2 separate regions of the Homo sapiens genome follow, and region 2 is linked to region 1. A link is a loop called in an ENCODE intact Hi-C map of the cell type or tissue named here. Cell type or tissue: Calu3. All regions are shown on one strand. Each heading gives the region's core, and the rest is flanking DNA. Links, peaks and the distances in the headings are about the cores only. Region 1 overlaps SLC41A2 (solute carrier family 41 member 2). Region 2 overlaps SLC41A2 (solute carrier family 41 member 2).

Region 1 (6,749 bases), core at 2,850-5,349:
CACAAGGATGATAGAACCAAGGTGTATCATCAGTGTTCCCTCTCAGCTCCTTTCATGCCAAACACTAGAACCCAGTAAACTGGATTCAAGTTATTTTTGAACACAGTTTATTGCTCAAGAATGGAAACAGCTCCTTCACAGGTTTCACCTCTGATCCATAGGTGAACTATCTCTGCACTATCTTCTGTTACTCAATCAATAAATGAACAAATACGGCTGGGCGTGGTGGCTCATGCCTGTAATCAGCACTTTGGGAGGCCGAGGTAGGTGGATCACCTGAGGTCAGGAGTTCGAGACCAGCCTGATCAACATGGAAAAACCCCATCTCTACTAAAAATACAAAATTAGTGGGGCATGGTGGTGGTGCATGCCTGTAATCCCAGCTACTTGGGAGGCTGAGGCAGGAGAATCACTTGAACCCAGGAGGCAGAGGTTGCGGTGAGCCAAGATCACACCATTGCACTCCAGCCTGGGTAACAAAAGCGAAACTCCGTCTCAAATAAATAAATAAATAAGTAAAATAAATGAACAAATATTTTCTGAAGATCCAGAAAAGTAATCATATCATAAATTGCCTTGTTTATAAGTACCAATATAAAAAACAGTGTGGAAGAAATAAGGGAACACTTATAACTTTAGTACCTGCTCCCAGAATGCTCTTACTTTATAACACATTATTTCACTTATTTACATTAAGATCATCCTTTACACAAAGATTTACATACAGATTTACATAAAGATCATCCTTTAATTTTGTAGCTTTTGCTACCAAATTCTGCAAATTATCCACACAGTATTAGACAAAATGTAAGTGTTCACCAACTACAAGTTGAAAGGAGGAATGAACAAAATGATGGTGAGCTAAACTTTTTCTTTTTTTAGACGGAGTTTCGCTCTTGTTGCCCAGGCTGGAGTGCAATGGCACGATCTCAGCTCACCACAACCTCTGCCTCCTGGGTTCAAGCAATTCTCCTGCCTCAGCCTCCTGAGTAGCTGGGATTACAGGCATGTGCCACCACGCCCGGCTAATATTGTATTTTTAGTAAGGACGAGGTTTCTCCACGTTGGTCAGGCTGGCCTCGAACTCCCGACCTCAGGTGATCCGCCTGCCTCAGCCTCCCAAAGTACTGGGATTACAGGTGTGAGCCACTGTGCCTGGCTGGTGCACTGAACCTTTAAGAACAGGTAAGATTTAGAGAAATTGAGGGGAGGTGGGGAGGGGAGAGAAGGAAAAGTGCCTTTCAACAAGGTGAATGGTAATCAGGCAGAAAACTGATGGGAAAATGGGAAGGTATGAGTAGACTATTCAATATGACCAAGCAGCAAAATGAGAAACTTGGGGAAGACATGGAATGCCTGACTATGGGGCTTAGGACTTTGTTTTCTAAATGAGGACAGTTCTAAATGAGGAAGAATAAATAACTTCCATTTATTCATTTATTTTAATTTTGAGACAGGGTCTCTGATATGCTCTGGTTGTGTCCCCACCCAAATCTGATCTTGAATTGTAATCCCCATAATCTCCACGTGTCTAGGAAGAGACCTGGTAGGAGGTGGTTGGATCATGGGGTTGGATTCCCCCACGCTGTTCTCATGATTTTGAGTGAATTCTCATGAGATCTGATGGTTTTATAAGGGACTGTTCTGCCTTCACTCCTCACACTTCTCTCTCTCCTGTTGCCATGTGAAGAAGGTCTTTGCTTCCCCTTCGCCTTCCGCCATGACTGTAAGTTTCCTGAGGCCTCCCCATGTGGAACTGTGAGTCAATTAAACCTCTTTCCTTTATAAATCAGCCAGTCTTGGGTATTTCTTTATAGCACTGTGAGAACGGACTAACACAGTCTCACTACTTTTCCCAGGCTGGTCACGAACTCCTGAACTGAAGCCACCCTACCACCTCAGTCTCCTGAGATAGCTGGGACTACAGGAACTGTGGCTGGCTAAGCCTTTATTTTTAATGCAGAGGAACCCTTTATTTAAATTAAACCCTATGTGAAATCCCAATATATAAAACAGTTTTGTAAAAGCAAAGCAGTACCCATTGAAGCACCCTGGTTTCCACCCACTGGGTCCCCATATTACCCAACTTGAGAAGACCCTGAAACTCCTTCTCGGTTTAAAAACCACTGGATTAGAAAAAGATCTGCAAGGCTAATAACAAAGTGCTCAAAGCATTTACCTCTAAGGAACTGGGTATGCCTAGATTGAGGTGGCTGGGGGAGGGGTAAGCAGTAATAGAAAGCAAGATTGAAATATCATTTTCACTTTTTTTGATTCTACATATTTTTATATTATTTGAACTTTTGTTTGAGTACTTTTTACTTTTTAATTTAAAAAGTAATTAACAGGAAGAAACTATTGCTCTAAAAAAGTATTTTTAATGGTTAAACTTTTTCAAATGGATTCCCATATTTTAGTAAATAATTTCCCTATAGCAGGACATTATTTGGCTAAATTACATTGCAATGAAAATGAATATCTCTGTGCCTAATACTTTCCCATATTTAGAGTTATTTCCTTAGGATAAACTTATACAAGTTAACAGTTTCCATTTAGTTCTACAATGTACTACTTAAATTAAGACTCTGTGGAATATAAAAAGATAAAATTCTCTGAGTGCTTTTTAAAAGCCATCTCATATTAGCAAAATTTGATTTTGGCATTCCAGTTTAAGATACATAAACCCTAACTTAAAAACTAACGAGCAAAATTTTTCACAAATCAAAAATTTAGTAAGATAAATTTGAATCAGAACTGAAATCTCCTTACCTTTTATGAACTGTTCGTAACTTCTTTTACCACTGATCGGAACCAAACACTGAAAGAATTTTTCCTTTATGGTTGGGTTTCACAATTTAATTCTGTGAAGTCATAATACTGTGACAGTAGAATCATGCTCTGGCAACAAACTGACATCATTAAATTCTTATTTGTAAATTCTTTAGGGTATATGGATGTTCTATTTTCATTTGTAAGAACAAAATCTATTTTCTGTTGATTCTTCATTAAGCTCATATGATTGATATATTTTCATCCATTTAGGTTGGTGCAAAAGTAATTGCAGTTTTTGTCATTACTTTTAATTGCAAAAACTGCACTTACTTTTGCACCAACCTAATAATTTATTCCTTTTGTCCTTAGCCATTTTTCTAACACTGCCTTTGGGTGAGTGCTCAGAGAATGCCTCTAAGTTCAAACAAAACAGAAATGATTTCTGGATTGGCTGCTCCTGTGAGCAATCTGTGTCACTGTACTCCCTGGGAAAACATCAAAACCACAATGTTTATTGTTCTTTTTATTATCTCTACTACTGTTTCAATGTAAGAATGCCCTCTGTTAAATTATCTTTTTAATAAATGTATGCAGTTCTATCATTAACATGATTTCAACTGAGAAAAAAAATTTGAATGAAAACTTTTTCTTTGTCCCAAAGCAGACATTACCAGAAACAGCAACGTCATGTCTACTACTGCATAATGTTCCTAATATTAAAGGTATTTAGACTCTATCAACGAAGATTTGCTTAGTCTCTATTGTGAGCCAGGCACTATACTAGTTGCCAGAGACTCAATGTTAAAGGACAGAAGTGAAATCTGTTCTCACAGACCTTTTGGTCTTGGTGCAAAGGTACTTAGGCGAACGAATCTTTATGAACTGGGAAATTCCAATAACAAAAATAGTGGGAAGATTTTTTACAAGAAATAGATTGGAACCAGGTTTTGGAATACCTGTAATGCTGGGCCAATGAATTTGAAGTTTACATCCGAGTTAAGAAAGACCAGGTACCCAAAGAGACCTTTTTCTAAAGATCTCTAATCAGGCCCCGATTAGAACTTTTCAATGATTTGTCATTTCCTCTAAGATAAATCCAACTTCTTTAATAAGGTTAACTAAATCCTGCATAAACACCCCTACTTACCCCTACAATCCAGTAAGTATCTATGAGTGGCACACCCTCATTTTCTATTGTATTCCTTTTAAAAAACATGTGGATTACAACTCACTAATTTGCTTTCACAATCTACTAGTAGGTGCCTGCAGTTAAAGAAAAAAAATGTCACTTTAGTGTACCACATTCTCACACCTCTTGGCCTTTCCACATGTTCTTTTTGCTCAAAACACTTCTGCTCAACCTCACTCTTCCCTTTTACCTAGCTACTTCCTATTCAGCTTAAGATCTCAGCTCTTTAACATCCATGTCCCTGGCCCTCATAGATAAGTTCTCCTTCTTCTGTGGTTCCAAAGCACTCTACACTTAACCAATGCTTATTACGCTTTATCGTAATGGTACTTGTACTAACTGTTTTTCTAGGTTGTAACTCTTAGAGCAAGGACCCATTCTTGTTCACCACTGAATCCCAAAGCCTAGCCCAGTGCCTGTCACGTATTAGACATTCCATAAATATTTAACCAGTACTGGTAAAACAAGGAAATAGACTTGAATAATCTATATATTTAACTACACAATAAAATAATCACTCAAAAGTGTCTAAGAGATTTAGTTATTTCCAAGGAAAATATACAGTCAGTTCATTTTTATAAATGGTGAATTAGTTCCTAGGCTAGCCTACAAAACACTATTTATTTCCCATAACATACTTAACTATGAGAGGATGGCTGTTTACTTCTCTCTGCAATGACAACAGAACTTTCACTCCTCTAAGTAGGAGAAAACAAGATTAAAGGAACACTTTTCTTTCTCTCCACCCCCATCACTAATTCCTCCCACAGGAAAGTGACTTATCTAATTGCTAGGATAGGTATAAAGGTCAACTGTTCAGACAGGCTCCACCCGTGAGCTCTCACTGGCTTTCTTGGACTTGCTGTGCCCTCAAGGAGAGAAAGTTTTCCTTTCCATTCTAACTGCTATAAGATAAGCTCCTTAGGACAGGACTTTCCCTTCCATTTCCTGGTGCAACAGTTTCATCTGGGTAGGTAAATTAAGAAAGAACAGTAAGCATGGGTCTAAGCTCAGTTCTCCAATCCAGCTTTACCGGAAATGAAAATTACACTATTATTTTAATAGTATTTAAATTCTTATCTGGCTTGAGTCTGATCTCAATTTGACTAGAATATGGAGAGAGAAGGGGTGTAACTAGCACACTTGAAAGCTTCAACATGAACAACAGTAATCCCAGTCTGATTTCTGGGTCCTAGGAGAACAGTTAGCATGGAGCAGCAAGGTGGGGCAAAAGGAAAGAGGGATCAAATGAAGGAAAAGGTTTCCACTTTTCCTATTTAGACATTTTTCTTGGGCAAAAATGTCTAAATAAGTCGAATCTGTCTTTATATCCTACAATCTTTCCTTCCAAATTGTTTCATTCTTGCTTTTCTTTTCTCATCTTTCAGATCCCTCATGCTATCTAAAGCTTTCCATTTTTTAACATCCTCACTTTTAGAAGTAGGGCAAACTTTGCCCAATATTCCAAAATGTTCCACGATCTCATAATACTTACATCTACTATCCCTCCTCAAGTCAAAACTCCCACTTCCTTAGTGTAGCTAACCAAGAAGAAAGCAATCTGATTAAATCCATTCACATTAAAATAGAATAACTGACAGTTCTAGTCATTTCCATCTAAATATTTCTGTATTTGTTATTTTTAAGCTAAATAAATCTAACTGCAGTACGTTCAGAGAGAAGAAAAAGTGTCCCTACCCTCATCTACCATAAAGGAGACAGGTCAGCTGTGACCATCACTTCTCAGGGATATCTCCATAGCGATTCCCAATTGTCACTGCCCTCTACTTTCAGTCCTTCCCAATAAGCGCCACTAAAAACCCCAGCGGGCAGAGAAAACATCTGTAGCTGCAGGATATTTGTATATCCATTGGGTAAGTTGGTAACAATCAATATTAGGTTGGATAGTTTATATTTTCAATACGTTTGATAATAATTTCATTAGTTAAAACAAAGTAAAAACACATTTTGGGTTATAAACCCGAAATTACCAGCCTCATTCTTCTAAATAAAGGCAGTGGCATAAAAGGGTTAATTCATATATCCATCATTTTGTAATGTATAGGTTGAAGCAGAGTTAGGCTATGCTTCACATGCTTTTTATCAGTTGCTTATCTATTATTTCCATTTGGAAACCTTTACTTGTATTTTCTATAAAGTTTTGGAAATTGGGAAGTGTACTTTCCAACAATGAGAAAGATTCTTTTCTTGACGAAATTTTACTCAGGCCCCTGAACCTTCTAGGCCCATTTGTGCACTTCCTTGTAAAATGCAGTTTTATCAAAGAACCTCGTCAAGTGAGTTTAGCAACAGCCCCTGACTCTTGGCCCTTGCTTTTTTTTTTTTTTTTTTTTTTTTGAGTTAAGACGAAGTTTTGCTCTGTGCAGTGGCGTGATCTCGGTTCACTGCAACTTCCACCACCTCCTGGGTTCAAGCAATTCTCCTGCCTCAGCCTTCTGAGAAGCTGGGATTACAGGTGCCCGCCAGCACACCAGGCTAATTTTTGTATTTTTAGGAGAGACAGGGTTTCACCATGTTGGCCAGTCTGGTCTCGAACTCCCAACCTCAGGTGATCTGCCCGCCTCAGCCTCCCAAAGTGCTGGGATTACAAGCATGAACCACTGCACCCAGCTGGCCCTCGCTTTCTGATTACCCTCGCTACCTGATTACCCTCACAACCTGATTAGGTTCCTCAGCTTCCACTGTCCCCCAGGTGGTGTCTGATCACTCTGGCCTGTCTTCAGCAAGAATCCTGTTAGGTTGGTTTGGTCTGAATATCCACTACCCC
Region 2 (2,500 bases), core at 1-2,500, 65 kb before region 1:
GCAAATGAAGGCTACCATGGATTCATGGCATTGCTGCAACAATATTTATTTAAAGAGACTTGAGACAACACACAATATTTAGTTTTAAATCAACTTACCAAGACAGGAGTATAAGCCCTGACTTATCCAAGCCAATATGGCAAGAGTTATAAGGTCGCCAAAACTAGCAGCAATGGGTGTAGCAACATTATCAGGATTTATACCAGTCTTCTTTGAACCAACGATAACCCCAACCATTATTATTCCTAGAAGAAAGAATGTTCATTACTTTTTAGGCTATGATTTAAAGAAAATCAATCCCCCAAATACCAAAATGTGTAGGATAGAAAAACAGCATATCAATTCCAGTTAGACTGCTTAGATAAGCTGACTAAAGCAAACAAAACATTTACTCTAACGCTTTGGCAAAATGCCTTTCAACAAACTCCAAGTGGGGATCATAGAAAATTTAAGAAGTTCAGCATTGTATTTAGAGGCCTGAAAGCTACTAAAATTATGGTAAAGCTAAAATTTCAGATTTAGTGACATGTATATCTTAGATATAATGTATTTGTGTGTATTGAATCCAAAGGTTTTAATTTTAACCCTCAAATAAAGTATGAAAACATCAAAAAAAAAGGTGAGTCATATGTATATGTACAACAACTGGGAAGAAGGCCAACAAAACCAGATTTGTTTACATATGGCAGCTAGAAATGCTTATTTCATTTTATTACTTAAAGACGTTGAAGTATTAAGCAGCAGGACATAATTAAATTTTAAAACACTGAAGGCCAGAATACAAGAAACAGTCTTTGTAAAAGATATTCTTTAAACCTGAAGTTTCTGTCTATAAACCTACGAGAGAATAGAAGATGAAAATTTAACTGTGTACTTGTACTTTTACATCCTAATTTTCTTAAATTATACAAATGGGATAAAACTATTAACATTTATATCCACTCTAAATTGTGTAGATTTTGTCACACCAAGATACTCATTAAGAGGATGTAGTAAAGAGAAAACTTTAAATGTGCTAACCACAAATCAATATGAAAGCCTAAATATGGCTATGGAGAAAAACAGTAACAGAATCTCACAGCACTTTTAGAGTTAAAATGACTCTAAATGTTTTTGTTCCAGCATACTCACTTTATAGATAATAAAACTGAGGTCCTGTAGAGTAGGGCTTAAATTCTTGCCTAAAGTCACATAGCTTGTGACTCTAGCCCAGTGTTTTTTACTCTACCTATTAAAGCCAAAATTTTAATAAGCAGAATTTTTGTCTTGCATCAAACAGTGCCTTATATTTTAGTATTCTGGAGGCTTTTTAAATTACTAGACTTACCTTTCCCATAATATCATTGAAAAAGAAAAAAAGCTATAGCAGAAAACTTTTTAAAAAAAATACATTATGCAATAATCAGGCAAGATGTAATCGCTTAGAATCTTTTTCCAAAATCAGCACATTTGAAGATGTATATGGGAAGTTCTCCTACACATAGTACCATCTATATCTTTTCAACTGAAAACAAATATTTTGTATGTATCATAGTCCAGTGGAAAGAGCTAAGAGTTAGGAAACGTGTTTTAGTTCTGATTCAGCTGGTAACAAGTTGATGAGATTGGACAAGTCACCTTACCTAAGTTTTCTCACCTACAAATATGGCTAAGAGTTTCTACTTTACATATACTAAAGTGCTTATAAAGGTCAAGTTATCATAAAATTAGAACACACATTATTCAAAGTCAGAAGCTTTAAACAAATACTTTTTAAAATTCTGAATTTTGGATAGTTTTGAAAAGCTTTCAAATACTTGTTAGACTGAAAAATTTTAAATGACACTTTCTAAATGAAATAAAATCAGAAAGAAAAAAGAAGCAAATGAGCCTAAAAAAATAGCATGCTGATGGCATAATTATTTTTGTACCAACAATTTAATTTTCCAATAGCTTAACTTCACTCTGCTTTGGTCAATGTTAACTCCATTCAACTATAGTAATTCTTTATGAAGACAAGAAACTACCCCGATACAATTAAACTACTAAAACAAAATGCTTGAAAATATTTTGGAAATCGAGTTATAATTTTAATAAGATTCCCTAAATTCCCAGAACCTAGCCAAAAAAGTTAGCTGCATTGTATGATCACCTAACATGACAATAATCCACTTTAAACTTTGCTGGTGATATAAGGGCAAGAAAATGGCAATTATAAAATAAAAAGAACAAAGTCTTTATGATTGTGATTCCACAATAAGCTAATTCTCTAGTGTAAAGTTCATACGAATAAATATAAAGAAAAATAACCCAAATAAAAGTTCTAAAGTAGTTAATTTTTAAAACCTTCTGGCTCTTTAAATTCTATAGCCAACAATATGCTATCTTAAGTATAAGGTTATATTTGTATTGCCACAGAAACAGGGAAGAAATTTTTCTTGAAATCTGAAACAAAAAAATTTCAACAGAGGATGACTTTTGAAACCCAGAATTCCTGGAACACTTGTTACTCAAGTGACAA

The links. Peaks named below come from ENCODE experiments on the same cell type or tissue, not always from the same donor. Only the 100,000 strongest peaks of a DNase experiment are listed, where the experiment ranks them.
Region 2: a loop joins it to region 1, with 2.5 times the contacts of the local background. A loop is called at or near these places in 6 of 110 quality-filtered maps.

What each region holds. Positions count from the first base shown.
Region 1 is chr12:104,948,722-104,955,470 of GRCh38, forward strand. The region is part of intron 1 of SLC41A2 (solute carrier family 41 member 2); the gene reads right to left. Among named protein-coding and RNA genes, the nearest start is that of SLC41A2, 6.2 kb to the right of the region's middle. In Calu3, for the core only: no CTCF peak of the experiment used is centred there; DNase peaks (open chromatin) are centred at 4,360 and 4,813.
Region 2 is chr12:104,886,195-104,888,694 of GRCh38, forward strand. SLC41A2 (solute carrier family 41 member 2) reads right to left here. Exons shown (of 11, transcript NM_001352171.3): 6 at 99-245. Among named protein-coding and RNA genes, the nearest start is that of SLC41A2, 71 kb to the right of the region's middle. In Calu3, for the core only: no CTCF peak of the experiment used is centred there; no DNase peak of the experiment used is centred there.